Regions from separate parts of the Homo sapiens genome. Here all the other regions are linked to region 1. The links are chromatin loops, found by intact Hi-C in ENCODE. Cell type or tissue: PC-3. All regions are shown on one strand.

Region 1 (8,000 bases):
ATGCATGAATGCCTGCTGAAAATATTTTATTTTGTCACAAAGAATTGAGGAAGTTCTGGGAATATGAAACCTACTCTCTGTGCATTGGCAAGGAAGAGCCACACCTGGGACCCTTCCATCTCACTGCCTCTGGTCTACCAGGGCTGAAGAGACTACTCACAATTAATGCAGCCACCAGGAAGCCCATTCCTCAGGGATTTAAGGCTTCCTTATAACTAGAAGACAAATGGAAATAGTCCTCGTTGTCAAGAGAAAAGAATGAGAACAAACCAACTCTCTTATCTTTAACTACAATAGTGTTTGTGGCAATAAACACAGTATAGAGATAATCAAATGTTGAGTTTCCATTTCATTCTGCCAAAGACAGTCCCTAGTTTCCACTTTGGAGAAGCTGCCTATATTCTAGGACTTGGTATGATCTCAGCTCACTGCAACCTCTGCCTCCAGGGTTCAAGCGATCCTCCCACCTGAGCCTCCCAAGTAGCTGGAACTACAGACGTGTGCCACCATGCCCAGCTAATTTTTGTATTTTTAGTAGAGACGGTGTTTCACCATGTCGGCCAGGCTGGTCTCGAACTCCTGACCTCAAGTGATCTGCCCGCCTTGGCCTCCCAAAGTGCTGGGATTACAGGCATGAGCCATTGTGCCCGGCTGTCCTCATTCTTAACTCCATCAGTAATAGTTTTGACAGTTCTGTTTATTATCACCACAATTTGTAATTAACACATGCGTTGAGATGCAGAGTGCAGGCCTACTTGATTTATTGATTTATCCCATTTTATGTCTATACCCCACTCCTACTTCTCTACCTCCCATATACAAGCATTTATGTAAGACACACACACACACACACAATCTTTTATCTGAATATGTTCATAAAACATATATTACTGTTTTATGTGCATGTATTTTAATGTATGTAAATGATATCATACCATATATCCTATTGTTTCTGTCACATGTTATCCTGTTTTTACGATCTTGTCCATGCTGATTTGTGCACATTTAAGCCATTGCTTTTTATTGCTACACAATACCCCATTATAAACACCCAGATTGCCCCTAATTCTCTAACACCACAGAATTACTGCAAGAATCATTATAGACCTGGGTGAGAAATTCCCTGGGATAGAGACTCGGGGCGGAGATTGCTGGGACAGAGGACATGTGTATACATAATGTCACTAAGCAGTGCCCAGCTGATCTCCACAATGAGGGTACCAGTAGGAGGGGTGGGCCCCAGAGGTAAAAGTCAGAGTATAAATCATGGCTGCTTGTGTGAGTTGAGTATATTATCTAACATCTCATAGCCCCATTTTCTCATTTATAAAAATGTGAACAATTACAGTGCCCATCTCATAAAGTTACTGTGATAATTAAATGAGAGAATCAAGTACTTAGCACAGTATTTGGTACTTGGCAAGTAGCATTACTGATTACCATTTTTCCACACCTAGAAAGAGATTTCTGATTTTCTAGTAGGCTCTGAATCTTCATGCTGGAAGGTCAACAGTAGGAATTCTAAGACCTGGCCATTTTTTCGCAGCATGGGACTCCTCTGATGGGCACCTTTCCCCCAAGGTTCTCCTTTGAGTTGGAAAAAATTTTGTCAGATTTGCTTGCCGGTCTGAGGTTACCCCTGTCCAATCCTTCTCCCTCTCCCTTTCAACTTTCACAAGCATTACCTCCTCCCCTAATAAACCTCTAGCACCCCAATTCCATCCTACAGTCTGTTACCAGGAGGATCCACTAACACAGTAAAGAAAATACTGAACATGTTTATATAGTGGTCCTCATTACCATGTGATAATCTGACTATAGAAAATGCATTGCTGGGCTCTGTAATGATGTATGAATGCACGGGTTTTGAACTGTGCTTTGAGACAAAAGTATATCTTTACCAACCAGAAACCACAGAGACCCTTAAAACAATTGATGAGCACTGGTCTATATCATCTATTTTATGGTGTGATCCAGTGTTTACTGAATACTAAATATTTACTCTACACAAGCTCATTCTGCCTGGGTGAGTTCCCTTTGGTTTTCTATCAATATGTTATAATTTTTTTGAAATATCTGTGTTAGCTAGCAATATATTCATCATTAACTGGGTATGCTAAAAAAATTAATAAAGCCAGCCTCATTTTTCATAAATACCTTGTCTCTCATACTTAAGCTAATAATATCAGCAATTGATATTTGAAGTAAATAATACCCAGAATGTATTTAGTCTCTATTATACTCCAGGTTAACTAATGGAATTTCAGAGTAGAGAATGACTGTAACCTAAAAGTAATAAACCAAGACTTATAGAATTAAAAGAATCTTAGCCCAATATGACTCTTTTGAAGATGAAGAAACTGAAGGTCATAAAATGTATCAGTTTGTCAATGTAAATCACTTGAATTTAACCTCCAGACTTTAAAATGTCAAAAATTCGGCAAATGTAATATAATACCACAAACTGTCATTTTATGCAATTCATAATCTATAGATATAAATGGAAATCCGTGTAAAGCAATGATTTTCAACCAGGAGTGATTTTGCCTTCCAAACTATGTACAGCAACATCTAGAGACATTTTTGGTTGTCTCAGTTAGGGGGAGGGGGGCTACTGGCATCTAGTGGATAGAGGAGACAGGGTGGCGCTAAATACTCTGCAATATACAGGACAACACACCCACCCCCAACAAAACAAAGAATTATTATATATGTCCCAAAATGTCAACAATGCCAAGGTTGGGAAATCCTGGTTTAAAGTTATAGAAGTATTCAATGTCCTGATTGTTTTATTGAAAGCAAAAGAAAATATTCTGCCCACAATCCCATGGTGATTTATTTATTATTTATTTCTCTCTCTCTCTCTCTCTCTCTCTTTCTCTCTCTCTCTCTCTTTCCTTTCTTCTCTTTCTTTTCTTTCTTTCCTTCCTTCAAGACAGGGTCTCACTTTGTTGCCAGGCTGGAGTGCAGTGGCATGATCATAGCTCAGAGCAGCCCCGAACTCCTGGGCTCAAGAGATCCTCCCGTCTCCCAAAGTTCTGGGATTACAGGCGTGAGCCACCACACCAAGCCTTTTTTTTTTCTTATTGTACTAAATAATACCTCCCCATTTCCTTACAAAAAGTAATCTAGAACACTAAATAAAATAAACGGTTAGAGTTCAGTTGCCTCTTGTATATAAGATGCCATTTTTAAGCATATTATCCAAATATCTTATGAGATAAAAATGTAGGAAGTATAGTAGAGATTACCAGAGTTCTATAACGATCATGGAAATTTATCACCAAATTTTTTTCCATGCATTCATATTCCTTCTGGTAACTTGATGAATTTTTTCAGGTTTAAGTGTATCTTACTTTCAGCTATCCATTGCTAATATTATTAGTCAATGTATGACACACAAATTGTTTAGTTTATTAACAAAATTTATTTATTAACAAAATAAATCTACATGAAACATCTTGGTCATGTTAAGTAAAGCCCACTTTTAGCGTGGCACCTAGCCTAGAAATCCCCTTTAAGTTTTAATGTCTCTGGTTATGACTTTAACAGATAGGTTTTTTAAACTGCACTTTTAGAATAATTGAAATTTAAACTAGTCATCTGAAAGCCGAGAACATAGTATTAAGTTTAGACAGTATCAACACATAAATCACTGCTTTGAATTCTCACGGTGAAATAATTTTTTATTGGGCCTTCATTTGACGGTCTAGGTGCACCCCCTACCGAACCGGAGAGAAATACCTTGATTCGGTTTAAATTCACAGGGCTCTTGAACTGCATAACATCCACCACTACACGCATCTCTCTAGCTCATCTGAAAAGCTGACTGTAAACCCTACATTTGATTTGACTCAAAAAAAAAAGTGCGTATGAATTGTGCCTTGCACATTAAAGAGGCTTCATTGTGAAAGATCGCCCAGAAAATCTCTAAATGATATTAGCAGTACAAAAGTGACAGCCACCGCTTAACATTAACAAATGAGCTGTATTTTGGTATTTTTATTCTGTCTCCTAACTTGAATGTATGTGATTCTGTATCACAGACAGCCAATTATTCTTTCAGATAGTGGTCACAATCGATCCTGTAAATTTAAATTCTCAAAAGCGATGGTAAATTACCAGCAGACAAAAGTCATTTCGATTAATTAAATGGGGACCACGGAGTTTAAGAGTAAGAAAAGTTCCTTCACCTTCCCAGCCTCACACTCTTGATCCACGACTCCGCTGTTCGGAAATATCCCCTTACTTTGCGGATGCCAGGATGCTGGTCTAAACAGTGCCGGCCCCAGGACATCACTCCACTAAAGCAGATCTTTGAAGCTCCCTCCACTAATTGCCTGCCAGCACCTGCCGGGTACGCCTCGGTGCGTGCCGGGGCGTTTGTGGACGTGTGAACATGAATGAGCTCTCGCGCGCACCTGGCCTCCGTGTCGCTAAAGCTGAGTCCCCGCCGGAGGCTCCGCGAAAACAGGTGTCGCGGAGCACTGGCTCTTACCTGGGCTCTGGCCAGGAGGCAGCTGCCGAGCATTAGCCAACCCCAGACGTGGAGCGACGCCCCCAGCCCGGCCATGCCCGGAACGGCTGTAGGAAGAAGCAGGGACCCTCCTCCAGAGCCCGGGAGAAGCTTCCAAGTTGCCAACTTGGCTGGCCCAGAGCAAACTTGTGGCCAGTAACGACGCGCAGCTGGGGTGGTCGGGCCCGGGCCACCGGCCGAGGGTGCTTGGGGTCTTGTCGCCGGAGCCACGCGCTTCTCAGAACCCGCGTGCTGCTGCGCCGCGGCGCGAGGTTGGTCTTGTCTTCCGGAGAGACTGGCCCGAGTCCTGGACTTGACTCGCAGCCCCGCGCCGCCTGCGGCGGGAAGGGGGCGGCTCCCGCCCCAGGCGGATCCGGGTGCGCCCCGCGCGGCTGCGCTCGCGCTCCTCCTCGAAGTCACTGGGTCCCGCAGCCCAGGGGGCGGAGGGCAAAGGATCTCATGTCGCTGCTGCCGCCACCCCCGATTCGCAATGTTTCTGCTTCCCTCCACTCTGTCCCGGGTTCCAGGGCCCTGTCTCTAGGGGCGCCCTGGGTCTTCCAGGAGTGATCCAGAAGTTTCTTCCTGTCCTGCGTGCGCTGACCATCGGCCCCGAGGACAGCGATAAGATGGCTAAAGGCTCCCGAGGCCAGGTAGGCCCTGCGTCTGGGCTGTTCGCTGGACAGTCCTAAAGCTCTCTAAAATGCTCTGATTCATTTTCTCCTAACCATTATAATAATACTCGGTGTGTGTTAAGTAGAAATAATGTATATATTTCTTGTGGGTCAAAAGTTCTTTGTGTGGTATTGTGCTTTGAATCCTGGCATTAAAAAAAGACAACTAATATTCTTTTTTTTTAGTTTATTTTTAAGTTTGACTATTTTAGACATTCATTGGCCAATTGTATTACAACCTTTTAAAATCTCTTGTTCTTGCCTCTTGAAGGAAGAAAGCCTTTGAATTCTGGCTCTGCCATGTGCTAGCTGCATAACCCTGAGCAAATTACATACTGGCCTCTCTTTGTCTTAATCTCCTCAATTGTAAGATGGGAGAAATGCGAGAACCTCCTTTAATCAGCTCTGGATGCTATAACAAAATACCATAAACTGGGTGGCTTATAAACATCAGAGATTTATTTCTCACAGTCTGGAGGCTGGGAAGTCCAAGATCAAAGTGCTGGCAGATTCAGTGTCTGATAAAAGCCCGCTTCCTCATTGACCACTGCTGTCTTCTCATTGCAACCTCACATGGCAGAAGGGATGAGGGATTTTTCTGAGGTCTCTTTTATAAGGGCACTGATCTCAGAGCCCTCATGACCAAATCACCTCTCAAAGTCCATGCCTAATAAGCCATCACCTTAAGGACTAGAACTTCAACATATGTATTTTGGGGGAACATAAACATTCAGCCCACTGCTGTCCCTCAAAATTTTGTTGGAAAAGTTAAGTGAGTAAACAAACATAAAGTCCAAGGAAATGCTCAATAAGTATTAGCTAGTATCGTTAGCATTGTTTGGTGATGATGAATATTATTATTATTATTGTGATCATAGTCTGTGAATGGGCAAAGGGCTGTGGTAAGTTTGAGTATTCCCTATTTATGTAGAAAAGCACTGTCTATGTTTACAATATAAAATATTTTTCTGACATAAATACCAAAATGTTTTTCAACTTTGTTTTTGGCCTAATTTATAATATCTTGATCAGTGCGGAGGGTTTTTTAAATTTATGTATCTAAATCTAGCAGTCTTTTCTTTTATAATTTCTTCCTTAGCTTTTATGCGAGAAAGGAATTGCATACTAAAAATTAGAAAATCTTTTCATCAGATCTTTTTTCTAGTTCTTTTCTACCGTTTCATAATTTTACTGTTTCAAACATTAAATAAATAATTTAATGTTTTAAAGTATCAATTTTTTAGGTAATGTAACAATTTCTCCAAGTACCTAACCAGTTAATGCAACATCACTTATTAAAGAATCCATCTTTTTAATGGGAAAGATATTTTGAAGGGAGGTGGAGGACAAAAGTTTGCTAATGCCTCTGAAATCACAACTTTAGCTCCATGTAAGGCTGCTCTGATAGAAGAGGCTTAGAAATCAAAGTAGGGTTTGCAATCAATTAAATAGAGCATCTCTCCAGTTTATCCAGGGTGGAATACCATTCATCAAACTCAGATGTGAAACACCTCCATCAAATGGTTGGCAGTCTTTTCTCTGAGTGCCTGACTGTTAAATTTGGAAAGAACTTAGCCCTCTGAAGCTCAGTCCTGAGGGCTTTCTCACTGGAACTCAGGAAGTAGGCAGATAACAACAGGGAAGTCTGGCCATTCAAACACGGGTACTTCTCGGGGTACATCTGAAGAGAAAAGGTACTCCCCAAGGCGAGGGTTTTTGTCTTGACTCCAAACTGATGTGCAGTGGCTCGTGTGCAAGTGTCTTTCTCTCTGTTTAATTAGGAAAGGTTGTTATTACTAATAACAAGTTGCCTCATAAGGCCCGTGTAACAATTAAATGAGATAATGACAATGTCGAGGAAACTTTTATCAGCTGTACAGTTATACAAATGACAGTAAGCTTGGTATTTGCAAAATACTTTCATATACACTATTACATTCCATTTATAATTATTAATATGCAAAGCCTATTATGGAAATACTCAGTAATTAATTTGTAGCTTAAGGGAAAATAATGAAAAGGAAGCAATCGCCAATCTTAAAGTTTCCCTACTGAGGATTAAAGAAAATTGTTAAATTCAAGGCCCACCTCAGTCAAGATAAAGCCTGAAGAAAATTAAGAAGTTGGACTTATGTGCTTGGTACCATGCCATTTCCTCTCTCTTAAATCTACACTGCCCTACTTGTTAAATTACCAATGTTCTGTCTTTGTTTCTCAAATAATTAGATGAGAACTTTCTTCTCAGTAGCCAACTAACAGCCCCAACTCAAGCTTGTCCTCCTAAGACTTAATGTTCTTCTTCTCTCTGTTCTCCCCTTACACTCTCTGACTGTAGAGGTTTTAAAATATGCCCCCAAAACTCTTGGACACACACTTTTCATTGAGAGGTGAGGGCCTATGTCTCCTTCCCATGATTATGGGCTCTATGACTGCTTGACCTATAGAATATAGTGGAAATAAACTCTGGCCTTAAGAAACTGGCAGCTTCTACTTCTAGGCTCTAGGACTTCCTTTCAGTCTTGGAATTTAGCCACCATGCTGTGAGGAAGTCTGAGACGCCCATAGAGAAGCCCAGTGCAGGCAACTGAAGATCTCAGGTCTCAATCCTAACCACTGTTCCAGGCAACAACCAGTGGCAACTCATCAGCCCTATGAATGAGCCATGTTGGAACTGAATCCTCTAACCCAAGCTCAGCTGCCTCAGTTGATACCAACTTAAGCAGAGAAGAGCCTGTCCAAATTACAGATTTCTGAGCTATGTAAGTGGTTGTACTTACTTTAAGTCATTAAGATTGGGGGTAGCTTGCTACACA
Region 2 (8,000 bases), 1.8 Mb before region 1:
ATGAACTTAATACTAGATTACAACAAGGATGACTATATTATTACCCAGATTGCCTGAATGGCTCAGAAGGCATGTAATTTGACATTTAACCATGAAGGAAATAGGAAAGTGGTCCATATTGTTTTCTCATAGGGGAAAAATATTCTTTTAAAATATATATTTATTGTATTTTAATAGCAAAAAATAAATAACTTTAATCATTCCTTTTTAAAGAAGTATCATTTTATTGTTGCCTTCTTTCAAAGTTAGTTCCCTAAACTTTCAGTAGGTGGCAGTAGCATTCTACTTCCACAGGTCACATTATTGATAGCTAGTAGTATTGTTTTCCAAGTAAGTTTATATGTTCTGAGATTTCTGAGATATGTCTTCTGATCTTCCTATTTTATCTAAATAAATATATTTGAATAATATTTTCATATTTCAAGCTAGGAGTATATTCAGAGATGATGAATAACCGATACTGTACATACCTATACCTTGTATTCAAGAGCTGGGTACACTATGGATCTAGTTATTCAATTGAAATAGAAGAGCTTTAAATGTTACAATATACTTGGCCACATGTCATTTTATAACTATATAACTATTCAGTTTCCATTCTCTTTGTTATCCTTGAATTTTGGACATTTTGGGGCTTTCTGACCAGTTGAAATGCATGTCACAAAATTTATTTTCTTTTTAGAATAGAAACCTACGTATGGATGTAGCAATAATTATTAGGATTTTTAAAATCTATGCTCTCCATAGTTTATGTCGATCTTATGGTTTTTTGCGGAATAGACAATAAAACAGTAAAATCCAGATGTTAAATAATAATGGATATTATTGCTTGACTGCTCCCTATCTGCCAGACACTGCTAAGTGAATGGTCTCATTCTTTTTCTTCACAAATCTATATAAGTATTTTAATTATTTTTATTTTACAGTTAAGGAAATTAAGGTATAGAGAGGTTAAGTAACTTGCCCCAAATTACACATATATTCTAATTCCAGAACCTACACTCTTTACCTATATACTGTTATTACTGCCCAGAAGTGCAAAGCAGATGGGCCTTTTTTCTTTTCCTATTTCCTTCACTCAGTGGGCAACGAAGTGAAAATGGAATGTTTTTTCTAATCTAATGAGAGCTCTTGGTTAGTCATTTCCTGTGTGGTATGTGTTCTTAATTCTAAGGGCATAAAGAATTAGGGAGAGGAATAGAGAGGAAAAAAATAATACTTCTTCTTGACATGTGTCTAAAATGGGAATATCCAGTTTTTAAGACCTTGAGCATGGGACTAATTAACTATCAAATAGCAAACCTAGTGTGTTTCATTTTATATTTTAACCATAATATGTGAGAGCAACTGATGCTGTTGTTTAAATGAATACTGGGCTAGATAACCTCTCCAAGGTGTTCTCCATTTCCATAATTCTAAGAATTCTGTCATTCAGAACTCTGAAAAAGACTCCATCCAGCCCACTTAGTAACTTCAGAATAATTTTTAATGCTAGCTGCAGTATTATTTATTAACAAATATAAATGACTTAAAAATACTGCTATGACCTTGTCGATCATTCACTAAGAGCACTTGACTAGTAATGTGTGGTCTAATTTTTAGTTGCCTTTGATTAGAGGATGATTTCAGAAAGCATAATGCAGTGTCTGCAGTGAAAAGCAAAGACCAAATCTGTTTAGTAACGCTCAACCCAATGGCAAGAATATGTAAATATTTAATCTTTTTATCCTCAGAGAGTAAATTATGTACTCTTGGAGACATTATTCTCTCAGACCTCTGGACTTCACTGAATGCACTGATGCAAGAATTCTAAATCATTCCATTCTGGTTTGAAGTTTTACTTCAGCTTCTAGAAGTTTCCAGCATTTACAAAGGAATGACTCTTGTATGAGAGAATCAGGCTTAGATATCTTTACTCTTTCATATTGTAAAGACAGTGCATAAATTCCCAAATGTGGCATCATGTAGGCAAAAAAATATCTTGAGACTTGTTGGATCCACCCTTATTTTCCAAATAAAGTGTCATACATAGTGTCATTGAACTAAACTAGGAGTAGGCTTAGAAACCATCTTCAGGGATTTTCATGGAATACTCATCTGTTTTCGATATATAGATTATTTGCCTATTTTTTTCTTTTTTTGTTCCATCTTTATATTGTCTAAGAGTAAACTTCAATGTGTGGGTTGGGAGTGGGAAACTTTGTGCTGATTAAAGGGTAGATATTTGACCTAATTAAATATATGATGAATAGAAATGGAGATAGAAAAAATTAAGGGAAACAATAAGCGGGGAAGAAAGTTTTGATGTGACCCAGCATGTTCAGAACTAGAGGCCAGAATACAGAGATGGAAGGAGTGGGGTGCCAACCTTCTCATTGCTTAGTTTTGGAATCATTCGATGCCAGTTACATTCTCTGTTTCTAGAACAGGGTGAAATAAAACCAGGGGAAAGACAGTCAGTTGGAGTTTTCATCAGCACAGTAGTTATGTTGATATACCTGTAAGGAATCTGCCCCTCAGAGCTTTACTCCACCTGATACACCCTGGTCTTGCTTGGTCCTGGGTCTTTTTACACTCCCATTCTACTCTTTTCCAGAAATGGTAAGTATCAAAACTGTCCCAACCAACAATGACAGTGAAAGAATCAGTTTTATAACTTGAGAATTGCTGTAGCCAGCATTAAAAGCAGACCATGTATCTTCTGAGAATGTGTCCCACCACCCTCCTTTGAGAACACAGCTGTGGCTTTGGACTTGGTAGTACCTAGGTGGGATGTGTTTAATTTCTAGTTTGAGTTTCACTGCACCACCTTTGCCTGTAACTTTCCATGTATATGCTATTAGCCACAGTGAAGTTCTTACTCATTTCACAGCAGAATGATCAGAACTGTTTCTATCTGAATTTTCACAAAGAAGATAGGCCAGCTGACCATATCTGGGCCTTGGACCTAAGAAATCAACTAGAATGGAGTATACTTTTGGAGCTACCCAAAGTGGGAACCCAGTATTTCAAGTTCAAGCCAATTTCCTGAGGGAGGCTCAAGAGTCAGTGCCAAAGAGAACAGATATACACTCCAAGTTCAGAGTGTGAGAGCCTAGAGTCAGGAATGAAATAAAGCTTGATTGAAGCAAGGACAGTCAGCAACAATTGAGAATGGTCTAAATAGAATGATTTCCAAAAATGCTAATGGGTTGTCCATGGCCAGTAGGAGGAGGTAGGTACATAGCTATATTAACATTGATAATCCCAGACCATTCAGTCCAAGCTAGAGACTGCTAAACAAGCTATTGAGAGGTACGGGAGGTGTATTCATCCATTTTCATACTGCTATGAAGAAATACCTGAGACTGGGTAATTTATTAAAAAAAAAAAAAGAGGTTTAATGGACTCACAGTTCCACATGGCTGGGGAGGCCTCATAATCATGGCGGAAGGTGAAGGAGGAACAACAGCACATCTTACATGGTAGCAGGCAAAACAGCGTGTGCAGGGGAACCACTCTTTATAAAACCATCAGATCTCATGAGACTTACTCACTATCACAAGAACATCATGGGACAAACCCACCCCCATGATTCAATTATCTCCCACCACGTCCCTCCCACAACATGTGGGGATTATGGGAGCTACAATTCAAGATAAGATTTGGGTAGGGACAGAGCCAAACCATATCAGAAGGGATAATGTGAAGGGATGAAAGAGGATGAGGGTACTGGATTTTGATCTCTTTAGTACTCTGATTTTATTCTATTGCTTTCTACAGATCTAGATTAAATACTGTGCAATATTAAATAATACCTTATATTTTGATGTTTATGAACATATATAGAAACCCCTTGTCCCTCCAGATGTTAGAAGCAGAGTAGCAAAATCTGTATACTTAATTTCATTAATAAAGAAAAAAATCTTCAAGGATTTAATCTCTGGAGGAAAAAGCAACAGGTGTTTTCAACGGCTGTACCTAAATAACTGTACCACAAGATGGTGCTCACACATTAAAGTCATGCTGTTTTTCAAGAATTTTGCCTCGTCTAAATTTTACAATCTGAAACAAGACATTGTTTATGTTTTAAACTATTTTTGCATCTTTTAGTACAAATTTCCTTAGCACTGAAATATAGTGAGTTTTAAATTTAAGCTGATTTGGTAACAAATGCCATTTTTATGGAGGAAAAAACCAACAATTCCACTTTTGTTTGCCCTAAAGATCTTTTATTGTATAATTTCTGATATGTTAAGTGGGTTGAAGTTTATATTTCTACCATGCTCACTTTTTTCTTTTATTTCCTTTAAATTCAAGACAGTGCAACATAAATTAGCAGAATTAAAAACACATATATGTGTAACCCGAGCATTTGTGGACAACTGTCTCCAGCTGCATGAAGCGAAACGTTTGGACTCCGCCACTGCTTGCATGGCGAAATATTGGTATGCATGCTACAGTAATTAGAGTGCGGTGTGTGCTCAGACTGATATGGAATTCTGCCAATTTTAAGCTCAGCCTTGAGGGTCTTAAAGGAAGAAATCTGTGAAATGAAAAATAAAAGTGAGACTCCACTTTAAAAAAAAATGCTAAAAAGTTCCATTAAGCATATGTATAATGTGCTAAAAATGTTTCAAGTTGGTATTTAATTTTTTTATCCTAATAGGCAAGCAAAGTTAGTATTTAATTCTTAACTTGCTATTGAAAATAAAATATTAAGAGTGGGAAAATGAAGAGTGATATTGATAGGATGACTGATTCATTCATTCAAGTAATAGTTTAATTTCAAATTATCTGAAGAGTGGCAGTATAGTGAGGCTGAAAGGGAACAGTAAAACTTAGGAGTCTTGAGATAGAGTCCAAATTCTTTTATTAAATAACTATAATTAAACTTAATTCCATCCAGGAAAATGTTTTTGTTATCTGTGAAATGACTAAGTTGGACAGGATTTTTCTATTTAAGGTGCTTTCCAATTTTAAGAAAAAATTCAGGAAGAACTGGCTGTCCAATCAAAGTTTCACAGGCTCTATTAAGTGAAAGGAGAATAAAAATCCTATTAAGTTTAGAAAGACTTCGATTTGAATTAAAGATTATTAGCAATGGTGTTAAAGATGAGTTGAATGAAAAAACATCCCTGTATGTCAGACTTTTGTATATTTTAAGATTTTAGAATATACAGTCTAAATCAGATTCTGGAAGTAGATTTGGTTTCCTCTTTTTAAAAACAAACATTCTCCCATATCATTAGCCCAAGAGTAACTTAGAATAAATTCCTGTCATTATTCATTAACTTGTGTTCAGTTCAATCACAGGTAGAACAGGGGAAATATTTTGTGCTTTATATAATGATCCCATAATAACAAAATTGCCAGGTTGAAAAATAATGTGGAATTACTTTTCAGAAACTTGCACTTTTGAGGAGACTTTTTATATTTACATTTACAAGAAGTTCTTTGACTAGTGGCAAAAAGTGTAAAAAAAATTTACATATTTTTGGAAAAAGAGAAGTTTGGATAGCCATTGACCTTGTTATTTGAAAACCTCAGGTTTATACACATGCTCATATTTCACACTGAAACACAGGAGGCAACTAGTTATAGCCCAGTAAATATTTCACTAAAATACTTGCCAAATATAAAAAATTAGAGAAATCCAAATATTATTGTCCCCAAAGTCTTGTCTATTAATAATTATATTGTTAATATATTGCTTAGAAATATCCTCACCTGTCGTATGGTCTGAGTTTTAAATTATTTTAAATAAAAAGAAGTATCTACCCTTATTTTTGCTTTATGCTTCCCACTATTGAAAAATAAGTAGTGGGGTGCTGTAGCTTGCCACTGTAGTAACTCCTACTTGAGAAGCTGAGGTGAGAGGATCCTTTGAGCCCTGGAGTTCAAGACTGTAATGAGCTATGATTGTGCCACTGTATCCCAACCTAGGCCCTAGAGTGGGTGAGACTCCATCACTAAAACAGACTCACAAACAAAAAGAAAGAAAGAAAAGAAAAATAAGTAGAAAAGAATTTTGAACTAATGTATTTTTATGTTAAGGTGAATAAAATCTCTATCATGAATTTTAATGATAGAATTGTGATATTATCAGAAAAGAATTTTTCTCAAGCACTGCATGTTTATGTATACAAACATTATATATAATACTAATACATACACTTCAGGAATAATAATCTCTATATAATTTTCTAATGTTTCCTATATGATAGCATATACTTTGTTAGTCTGCCCTCTTAGGTTTTCACTTTTATCTTCAATTTATTTCTGAAAAGTCAGAACCCTAAAAAATTGCTTTTTTATACTGAAATTCAGAATCGTGATCTTCAAGTAGAAAGTGACATCATTGGAGAAAAAATGCATATTACAAGGGCAAAAAGAACTAGGTGGCTGAGTAATTTAGATCATATAGAGAATCCAAATAAATTAGAACATATTCAAGTCTTTACTGCATGTTTTTCTAGCCTCAAATAGCCAAAATCTAATCATCTGAGTTTTCTACCTTTTGTTTCTAGCCTAACAAAAACCTAGCAAGAAATATAATTAATGAAAAAGGTACTCTTATATGAAAATTCTCTTGAAATATATTTCATATGTAATTTTTATCTTCTTTGCTTAGCTAATATGCCGTTCTAATTGCTTAATAAATGTGCACATTTAAACAATTGTAAATAATTAGTTTTCTGGTTTTGAAGCACCTCATGAAAATCCATTTCAAACATTTCTTTTCTGCCTTTTATTTTGGTCATTTAGGGCATCTGAGTTACAAAATAGTGTAGCTTACGACTGTGTACAGCTCCATGGAGGTTGGGGATACATGTGGGAGTACCCAATTGCAAAGTAAGTATAGTTTTCTGATACACTCTTCTTTATGATGTGAAGAAAAAGGAAAATTTCTTTACTTTGTACATCAAATGTAGAGGGAAAGGAGGTGTGCAATCTTTTGAATTTTTCAGCTGAATACAGACAAAATGTATTCAAGCAAATGGAAACAGCTTTTTTTTTATCAACTCCCTACTAGGATTTTATTTTTCTTAAATAAAGTAAAGAGACCAATAAACAAAAGCTTGATCCTTGGCTTTATTTGAATCCTTATGTAGAAGGACAAATAGTATTTTCAAAAATTTTTTAATTTTTTTATTTTTTATTTTATTTTGAGACAGTCTCGCTCTGTCACCCAGGTTGGAGTACAGTGGCATGATCTGGGTTCACTGCAACCTCCACCTTCCAGGTTCAAATAATTCTTGTGCCTCAGTCTCCAGAGTAGCTGGAATTAACAGGTGCGTGCCATGACACCTGGCTAATTTTTTTGTATTTTTAGTAGAGGTGTGGTTTTGCCATGTTGGCCAGGCTGGTCTCAAACCCCTGGCCTCAAGTGATCTGCCTGCCTTGGCATCCCAAAGTACTGGGATTACAGGCGTGAGCCACTGCATCCGGCCAAATACTACTTTTTTTTTAAAACCAAAAAAAAAAAAAAGCAATACAGAAAAATTAACTGGCATATGAAAAGGATCTAAGTTGTCACATATCTTAAATATCTGATTATTTGTTTTGTTCTAAAAAAATTAAAAATCTTCTTTCTAAATAGATTTATTTCCTTCAAATTGAAAGAAATCAAATATATCTTTTTATCATATATGAATATTCTTATCAGTTTGAAGCAGTACTAATTTGTAAATAGGCAGTGTCCCCATTCATATTTCTTCCTCAATCTCCAGAATTTCCTTTTCTCCTAACAGTCTTTTGCCTCAGAAGTCTCCCCATAGCTTTTTTTCCTCATCACCCTAGAAAATATATTTTTCTGATTATTTAGCAATGATTTTGGTTTAGAAAATTTTCCCAAGGAAATTTTTTATTTATACAGAAAAGTTCAGTTTGTTCTGAATCTGAGAGTAAGAATGCTATAGGCTTCTAAAAATGTTTTAAGATTATCTTAATATAAAGTATCTAAAGGGAAAAATTATGAAACCTACATTCAAACTGGCAGCCTAATGATTTCAAATTTA
Region 3 (8,000 bases), 1.6 Mb before region 1:
CTGGTCTGGGCCCAGAAATCTGTATATTTTTAACTTTTATTTTGGAAAATCTCAAACATATAAAAAGGTAGAGAGATCAGTATATAGTAAGCCCCAAAATACCCATCTCTCAACCTCAGCCTTCCAAGTAGCTGGGACTACAGGTGCACAGCCCCATGCCCGGCTAATTTTTGTAGTTTTTGTAGAGATGGGGTTTTGCTATGTTGCCCAGGCTGGTTTTGAGCTCCTGGACTCAAGCAATCTGCCTGCCTCAGCCTCCCAAAAGTGCTGGGATTACAGGTGTGAGCCACTGTACTTGGCCTACAGTGACTCTTGTTTTACTTATACCCCCAAACACTCCCCCTTTTCCCTACCCTAGACTATTTTAAAGTAAATTCCAAGCATCACATCATTTACCCAGACATATTTCAGTATGTGTCTCCAAATTTATGGACTCAGAAAAATTAAACACAACACAGTATGACATTTAACAAATTAAAAATAATTCTTTTTTAAAAAACCCAAATATTCAGTCAGTTTTCAACATTCACACATTATCTCATAATTACTTTTTTTTAACAAATTAGGAAAAAATAAGGCCCATAAATTTCAATTTGTTGATATGTCCTTAAGTCTCTTTTAATATGTCGATTTCCCCCCTTCTGTACTTGTCTTTTTTTTTTTTTTTTTGAGACAGAGTCTCACTCTGTCACCAGGCTGGAGTGCAGTGGTGCGATCTCGGCTCACTGCAACCTCTGCCTCCCGGTACAAGCGATTCTCCTGCCTCAGCCTCCTGAGTAGCTGGGACTACAGGCGCATGCCACCACGCCCAGCTAATTTTTGTATTTTTAGTAGAGACGAGGGTTTCACTATGTTGGCCAGGATGGTCTCGATCTCTTGACCTTGTGATCTGCCCAACTCGTCCTCCCAAAGTGCTGGGATTACAGGCGTGAACAACCGCGCCCGGCCTTATCTTGTTATTTATTAAAGAAATTCTCTGTAGCAACACTCTGAATTTTGCTGATTGAATCTCCACGGTGTAATTTAATCTATCCTACTGCCTTTGTATTTAATTCGATTGGAAGTTAAATCCAGGGCCTACATCTGCAGACTCAGTTTTGAATTTTTGGCAAGAGTACTTAGCAGGTGGTGTATGTGGTGTGTACTTCCGCCAGGAGGTACAGGATTCCTAGTTGTCACTCTTTTTATATTAGTTGTTCTTAGTCACTGCACAGATCCACTGATGCATTAGGAGTAGTGCAGTGGTAATATCATGTAATTCTTTGTCTCACATATTAACTATAGCATTGTAATAAAGAGAAATTGTGATTACTCCAAGAGAACTGAAGAGTGAATAACTGTTTGAAAGGATCTAGAGGGTAAGAGCTCCTCAGCTGATTTTGATAGGCATCCTGGTTTAGGAATCACAGCCAAGGCCACTACCTCTCTGATTATTTAGATTGTTCTACAATTGCTTTATGTGACTGGCTCCATGGATAGAAAATTCACTACTGTACAAGGCAACTTATTTCATCTTTGGAGGTCCACACTGTGAGAGGTTCCTTTCATGTTAGGCCTCCAAATTCCCTTTCATTTCTTCCTACTAGGCTTAATTCTGAAAGCATAAATCCAATCCATCTTCTCCATCATGACCCTTCATTATCAAGAAATAGTTATTGTCTCTTAATTCCCATTGTCTTCTCTCCAAACTGAACATATTCACATTGTCCTGGAATTCTGTGTGAATGTGGGTGTTTTAAAGAAATCATTTTAAACAGCTTATACATTCTTTTGTTTATCTCTTTCTCATGAATTTGATATACAGAAAATAATTCTTTACTTCTCAGGTTATTTGTGTGACAAATAAGAGTATATCTATATGCACTTATTTCTTTTCTCTTATTATTTTAAAGATAACATTGAGAAGTGCTTGTGAGATAATCAATCTGTCTATTTTGAGCTTCCAAAGACTACGTAGAGCTGAATTTAAGAGCCATTTTATGGATTACTACCTGAATTTCTCTAATTCCTGGTCATGTGACAAAATAAATTTGCTTTGTGCATAAAACAAAATTTCCCTTTCCCACAGTCTTTGCTGTACTATCACATGTATAATCAAAAAACTTTCCTATGGTTCTTTCCCAGTGGGAACACAAGAGATTTTCCCATTGAGAGGGTGAGGGAGAGAGGAAAAGAGAAAGAGAGAAAGAGAATGAGAGAGATAGAGACCACACACGAGAGAGAGACAGACAGAGAAAGAGAGAGAAAAAGAGAGAGAATTTGCAGATTCTATTATCCAGCTGCTTTGGCAGCACTGGGTTGGACAAATGAAGCAATACATTTCTGTAGGGCAGAGACTCTAATCAAGAATATTTTCTTCAAGAGCCTTGTAATCAACCATACATTCTGCAAATTCAGAAGTATAGATTGCCTTAGCAATGTTTCTTAACTTGTTGGTTTGATTCAAATTATTTTGGCAAACATTTGCATTTTTTATATCATCCCATTTCTCTTTCTCTTTTTAAAAATCAACTTTTCATCCTTGGGTGACATTATCTATTCTTATAATTTAAGAACGATTTAATACTACCCTCAATTCGCAAATTTATATATTAAGCTCCAACTTTTACACATATTCAAGTGCGCACTTAACTTATAGGAGAGCCTTAATTACATCCTTTGCTTAGTATAAGTTCAAAGCATCTGGATCTGCCCCTAATCAGCAACACAGAATGTCTCTATTTGGTCAGAGACTATGGCAGGCCTGTCTTTTTCAAAAGCTTGTTGTGAGAAATTGCGTTAATAAAGGGCATTTAGTCTAAATATTCCCTGAGCAATAAAAATGTTGCCCTCCTATTGATCCAGGCCATGAAATAGCTGTGCTCTTGAATGACATTATCCTGGCTTCAGATCAATTGCTCTTGCTGAACTGCATTATGACATTGTGCCAACTTTATATACTAACAGGCATCCAGCCATGTACAACCAGCACTTTATCTACTATGGGGATGTTGTTGAGGACTCTGTTCATCATACTACTCTTCCCTTTTAACAAACACCAACCAGGAGACTGTTGAAGCTCAGAAAGCAATACGCCAAAATGAAGACCTCAGAAGCCAAGGTTTTTCACTGATCTTCTCCTGCCCTCCTCTCTGTGGCCTCTCATTCTTTTCCAAGGCTAGCCATGGAAACTGGAGACCCTTTTCCTCAAAGCAAGTCATTGAAACCAGAACCTTTTTTCCTGAAGCCAGCCATAAAACTTAAAAATATTACACTAAATTTCCCCCATCTTTCTGTGTAAAAACTAGCCATAAAGAAATTACCTGACCCATCTTGTTTGATTGTAGGTCATAACAACGCCCCCTTTCCAGAAAGGGTCTTGCCCCATTCCCAGAAGGAAGGAATGCTAACCAGAGAGGCCAAGAAGAATCCAAACATACAGGCCATGCTGGGTTTCCTCACTTGGTCTATTAGAATGGGATCATACCCTTTTTGTCCAGTCATATTTATACATGGCTATCCATACTTTGTTAAACTTAAACAAAAATGGAGAGCTTCCCCTGTATTTTTGGGTCTTCATCCTGAAGGCTCCTGTGTCAGGTAAAACTATGATCAAATACATTTTCATGCTTTTTGATTATGATCTGCCTTTTATCAGTTGACTTTCAGCAAACCTTCAGAGAGTGAAGGGGAAATTTTCCCTTGGCCCCTACAAGATTTTTCTTGTTCTTCGTATTTTAAAAAAGTATTGTTTCACCGAGCAACTGTTTTGTTTTTAACTTATTTATATTATGATTTTGTAATTAATCTTTTTTTCATTCTTTGCTTTGATAACTAAGAAAGTCAAATTTATGGTTCATGAATAATATCTAATATGATCTTATATTGATTTCCCGTGCTAATCTTATCATAAAAATAATTAACTCCTTGAAAATCTTTCACATTATCCTGACTCTATAATTTGTATACACTCTCCCTTCAAATATTTTCTGAGTTTCCTCAAATCCTTTATATAATAATACATAAATGTAAATGTGATTATAGTACTTACAACTTTGTATCATAGTTATTTTCTTATGTGCCTCTTGCATTGAACCGTGATAATCTTGAAGACCAGGACCTTAGTTTACATCCCCAGTGTTTAACATAGTATTTGAACCATTCTCATTAGCATTAGTATCTATTGTGTCCAGATCTGTGCCAGGCACAGAGCTAAATCATTTCCAGTTCATTTAACCTTTAATAGGTATTGGCCTCTAGAGGGAGCGCCAGGCCTCTCTGACTCTTGCTGTCCCCTCCCTCCAAATGCCCTAAGAAGAGTATAAATACAGTCAGGTTATGGGACAGTCACTATCTCATAGTCTCTCTCTCTCTCTCTCCCTCTCTCTCACACACACATACACACACACACACATCCATCTTTTAGGAATATTTTTCCCTTTCTCTCACAAAATGGCCATTGGTCATAATGATTTTCTGACTCTGGGAATGTGATGTTTCTCTGTTCACAGAATTGCTTAGGTCAGCTAGAGAAGACCAGCGGGAAAGGAAGTGGAGGGGCTGAATAGATTCCTAAGTTGCTATGACAGCAGTACCTTAACACTCCAAATGTCCCTCCCCTTTCTCTGAAGGCTCCCATCTAGGAGCTGAACTTCTCAGTGTGAAATAAGCTCTTCCCCATTACTGCACAGCAGGGAGTGTGAACTCCAGTGAGGCTCTGGGGTTCTCCAGGGCAGTACTGGGTGTGTGCCCACAATTCAAAGAATGTGAAATTACACTGGAAGAAAAAGAATCTATGCTCACTGTACATTTCTGTCTTCTCATTTTCCTCCATTTAGTACTTTCTAAATTTAAAAAAAGGCAATAACCAGGAAACTGTGAGTTTTGTGAAATTGCAACGTTATTTGGAAGTGGCTGAACCTAACTCTACTTTTACCTTTATAGATACGTTAAAATTTCCAAGTGAATCTTTTGTTACCCATGACATTTTTCTTTGAAGGGATTTTTATCACCCTTAACAAACAATTACAAATCTGAATAGAAGGTCCTCTGGAATCACGTTCCTTTTGAAACACAAATACGGCCTTTAGCATGAATTTCAAGTGAAATGGCATCTCTGTAGGAAGACGAAATACGAGTGCACAGGGAAGTAATTCTGGGGCCTTTCCCTAGCACACTAAGAGTAAAACATGTAAATGACGACTGGCCTCATCTAGTTCAGAATTTTTACCAGGACACATTTTTTTAACGGTTGGAAGGCTGTTTATATAAAGGGGATTTCAGGCCCAAGCCAAGTTGGCTGAGTTAAAACTGCTTACTTCCCTGCAGGGCTCATTACTGGCTTTTTAGGGACCCTAGAAGCAGAAAGTAGTTGTGCATTCCTCATGTAAAATAACAGAGAAGAAACATTCAATTCTTGTGAAAAATTCGAATCTGGGCAGTAAATAGTAGTGAGAAGAAGGCTACTTTTCTAAGAATTCAGGTGATAAAATTTCCCTTTCTTTCTCTTTTATTGAGAAGCACATATATAAACTGTGCTTTTCTATCTTAAGAACATTTTCCCCTTGTCCACGCTAAGATCCTGTTTGATGGACTTAATGCACACTTTAGCAGAGGGTTCTGTATGATGTGTACCTAAGTCACCGGAAACAAATCATTCTATATTAAGAGTTTTTCCTGGAGAACCCCCACTCTCAACCCAACACACACATTCAGACACATGGGCCAAGCTGTGTTCACACTTGGGGCAGGGAAAGCGAGGCCAGTACCTCATGTGAGACTTCACATCCAGCAGTTCCAAGGCAATGACCCGAGGCTCCCCAGCCAGATTTTGCAAGATCTTCAGCCGTGGCCCACAGTGCTTATAGAACTCAGTGCAAATATTCAGTAAGGACTCCCGGGGTCTTCTGAACTCTTCCCGAGCAATTCGTTCATCCAGTTCCTCTCTGGGAATGCCTTGCCCTTCCTCCAGTAAATGAAGGTTTTCCCTGGGAAATTGTGAAAGATTAACTAGGGGTCTGAAAATGTATTCATGTAGCAGCTGTGAGAAGAGGGTATCACACTGAAGAAAAATATAAGATTCCTAATGAGTTAATGAATCAGTAGGGTGAGGCCAAGGAGAACCTCATCCGAAGGATAAAGAAAGCTTAGCAGCCTAGAAGAGACTGTCATCCCAAACTGTAGTAAACCCACTTTTGGGGGTTTACCCAGAAATAGTATGTTATGCATCAAATGAAATCTAATAGAGCCATAAACCAGCTTAAAAGGCAATCATCTCAAGATGTCAGAACTGGTATGAAATTAGAGCAAGTCTTTCTGTACCTGATAAAGTGCAGTTTGGCTCCTTGTTCCTGGTACCTGGGAGTCAGAAAAACAGTCTACATAACTATTAGAGCAAGAACGGGGTCCTTTGGTTGGGGCTTCTTATCGACTTTCATATGAAAAGCCCTTGAAGCTATACATTTTGATAAGCTCACAAATATACATATATTACTCCTAAAACATAAAGGCTTTATCTTTCATTTGGCTAACACATATATTGCAATTATAGCTGCTGCAAAAGTTGTTTTATTGTTGCGTGATTTGGGTAAAGACGACTATTATAAAAATATATACAAACTCATAGAATATAGCCAAATGAGAGAAATTTTTGGACATTTTGAAATTTAAGTTATAGTTTTAATACCATGTGCTCTGTCTTAAGTGACAGGAAGGAGAATCATGGCTGACTTCCTTTCAGTTCTGGAGACTTATTGCTTTATGATTCATGGATACTAAGACTTTAGAAGCCCTCTTTCTTCTTTAGAAGCCCTCATTTAATCCAGTGAGCCTAGAGAAGTCCCTAAATATCACTTAAGCTATAGTATATCATTTTCCCTTAATATAGGAAATTGAGGCATAAGTTAACCATCACACCAGGCAATTTATAGCTGGGTTTGGAATTTATTTTTGTTTTATTTTTAATATGAATATATATGATGAGCAGGGAATTAACTTTACATGAATAATGATACACACTTAAAAATAGGCTTCAGAGAGAGTGAAAAATTATTGAATTTCTCCTTATGATTTCCAGGCCAACTATTCCATACTGGGAAAAGAACTTTTTCTTAAGCTGATTTTGGGTTTGCCCTATCTTAAATCTTCCTTGTAGGAGGAAGCTAATTAGGCTTTTTGTGTATGTCGGAATATTTAAAGCTAACACAGATGGAATGAAACGGGTAAAATATTAACTAGTATAGCCAGTATCTGAGTTACACCACAACAAGAGAAGGAGATTAAGTTAACAACCATGAAAAGCACCATTTGAGGGCATATGTCAAAGTTTGGATGAAATGTCTGCAGAAAATCTGTCCAGATGAAAGTAAGTTGACTCTGAGTGCCCTGGGAATGATAAACCACCTCCTGATTATTATTGTTTATTTGCCTTTTGTTGAAGGTAAATGAAACAACACTGGAATAGTTCAAAGACCACCCAGGAGGCAGAGAACATCTAGAATGCTCAAGCAAACAAAACAACACAAATGCCTATTTATGAAGTTGGTTTAGATTTCTCTTTGACAATTTCAAAAGAAGCCTTGGTATTTTCTTGTAACTCTAAACTCTCACCTTCTTTTCTTTTCCTTGGAGGTTTTCACACTCAATATTGACTATGTTCAGGGTTCCTTTCATTCTCAACAGCTGACATTCGGGTTGTATGAAATTGAGAGACCATAGAAGAATAAGGCGCAGTGAATTACCTGGTGTTCACCCCAGACGACATGGTGTGATTGGCTGTGGTGGTTCCCTTATGACCTTGGTCACACCTGCTCATCTGTGGGGCTGTCATGGGCCTGTAACAATGACAGTAATCACCACAGCAAAACAACAACAACAACAGAAATGGAAACATTTATTAAATCCTCAAGTTACTGAAGCACACATAAGTTTTAAGTTAGTTTTAGAGTCTTCAAAAGACAGGCTGTCTAGCTTTGGGCTTTTCTGTTTGTTCTGAGAGGCACTTTAAAAGAACATTGATTCCC

Evidence for each region. A loop is a pair of places that touch in the nucleus more often than their neighbours do. Peaks named below come from ENCODE experiments on the same cell type or tissue, not always from the same donor. Only the 100,000 strongest peaks of a DNase experiment are listed, where the experiment ranks them.
Region 2: a loop joins it to region 1, with 3 times the contacts of the local background. A loop is called at or near these places in 13 of 110 quality-filtered maps.
Region 3: a loop joins it to region 1, with 2.7 times the contacts of the local background. A loop is called at or near these places in 11 of 110 quality-filtered maps.

What each region holds. Positions count from the first base shown.
Region 1 is chr2:208,403,617-208,411,616 of GRCh38, reverse strand. It overlaps PTH2R (parathyroid hormone 2 receptor), which reads right to left and starts at 4,825. Exons shown (of 13, transcript NM_005048.4): 1 at 4,499-4,825. The coding sequence starts at 4,573. It overlaps LOC105373855 (a long non-coding RNA gene), which reads left to right and starts at 4,971. Exons shown (of 3, transcript XR_001739862.1): 1 at 4,971-5,166. In PC-3, a CTCF peak has its summit at 3,718; no DNase peak of the experiment used is centred here; H3K27me3 peaks cover 7,751 bases.
Region 2 is chr2:210,191,638-210,199,637 of GRCh38, reverse strand. It overlaps ACADL (acyl-CoA dehydrogenase long chain), which reads left to right. Exons shown (of 11, transcript NM_001608.4): 9 at 4,300-4,427; 10 at 6,748-6,834. Among named protein-coding and RNA genes, the nearest start is that of KANSL1L, 24 kb to the right of the region's middle. In PC-3, CTCF peaks have their summits at 274 (motif pointing right) and 3,982 (motif pointing right); no DNase peak of the experiment used is centred here; H3K27me3 peaks cover 925 bases.
Region 3 is chr2:209,957,455-209,965,454 of GRCh38, reverse strand. UNC80 (unc-80 subunit of NALCN channel complex) reads right to left here. Exons shown (of 65, transcript NM_001371986.1): 49 at 7,719-7,811; 50 at 6,301-6,336; 51 at 5,748-5,966. Among named protein-coding and RNA genes, the nearest start is that of RPE, 41 kb to the left of the region's middle. In PC-3, CTCF peaks have their summits at 4,039 and 4,249 (motif pointing right); a DNase peak (open chromatin) is centred at 4,244; H3K27me3 peaks cover 3,832 bases.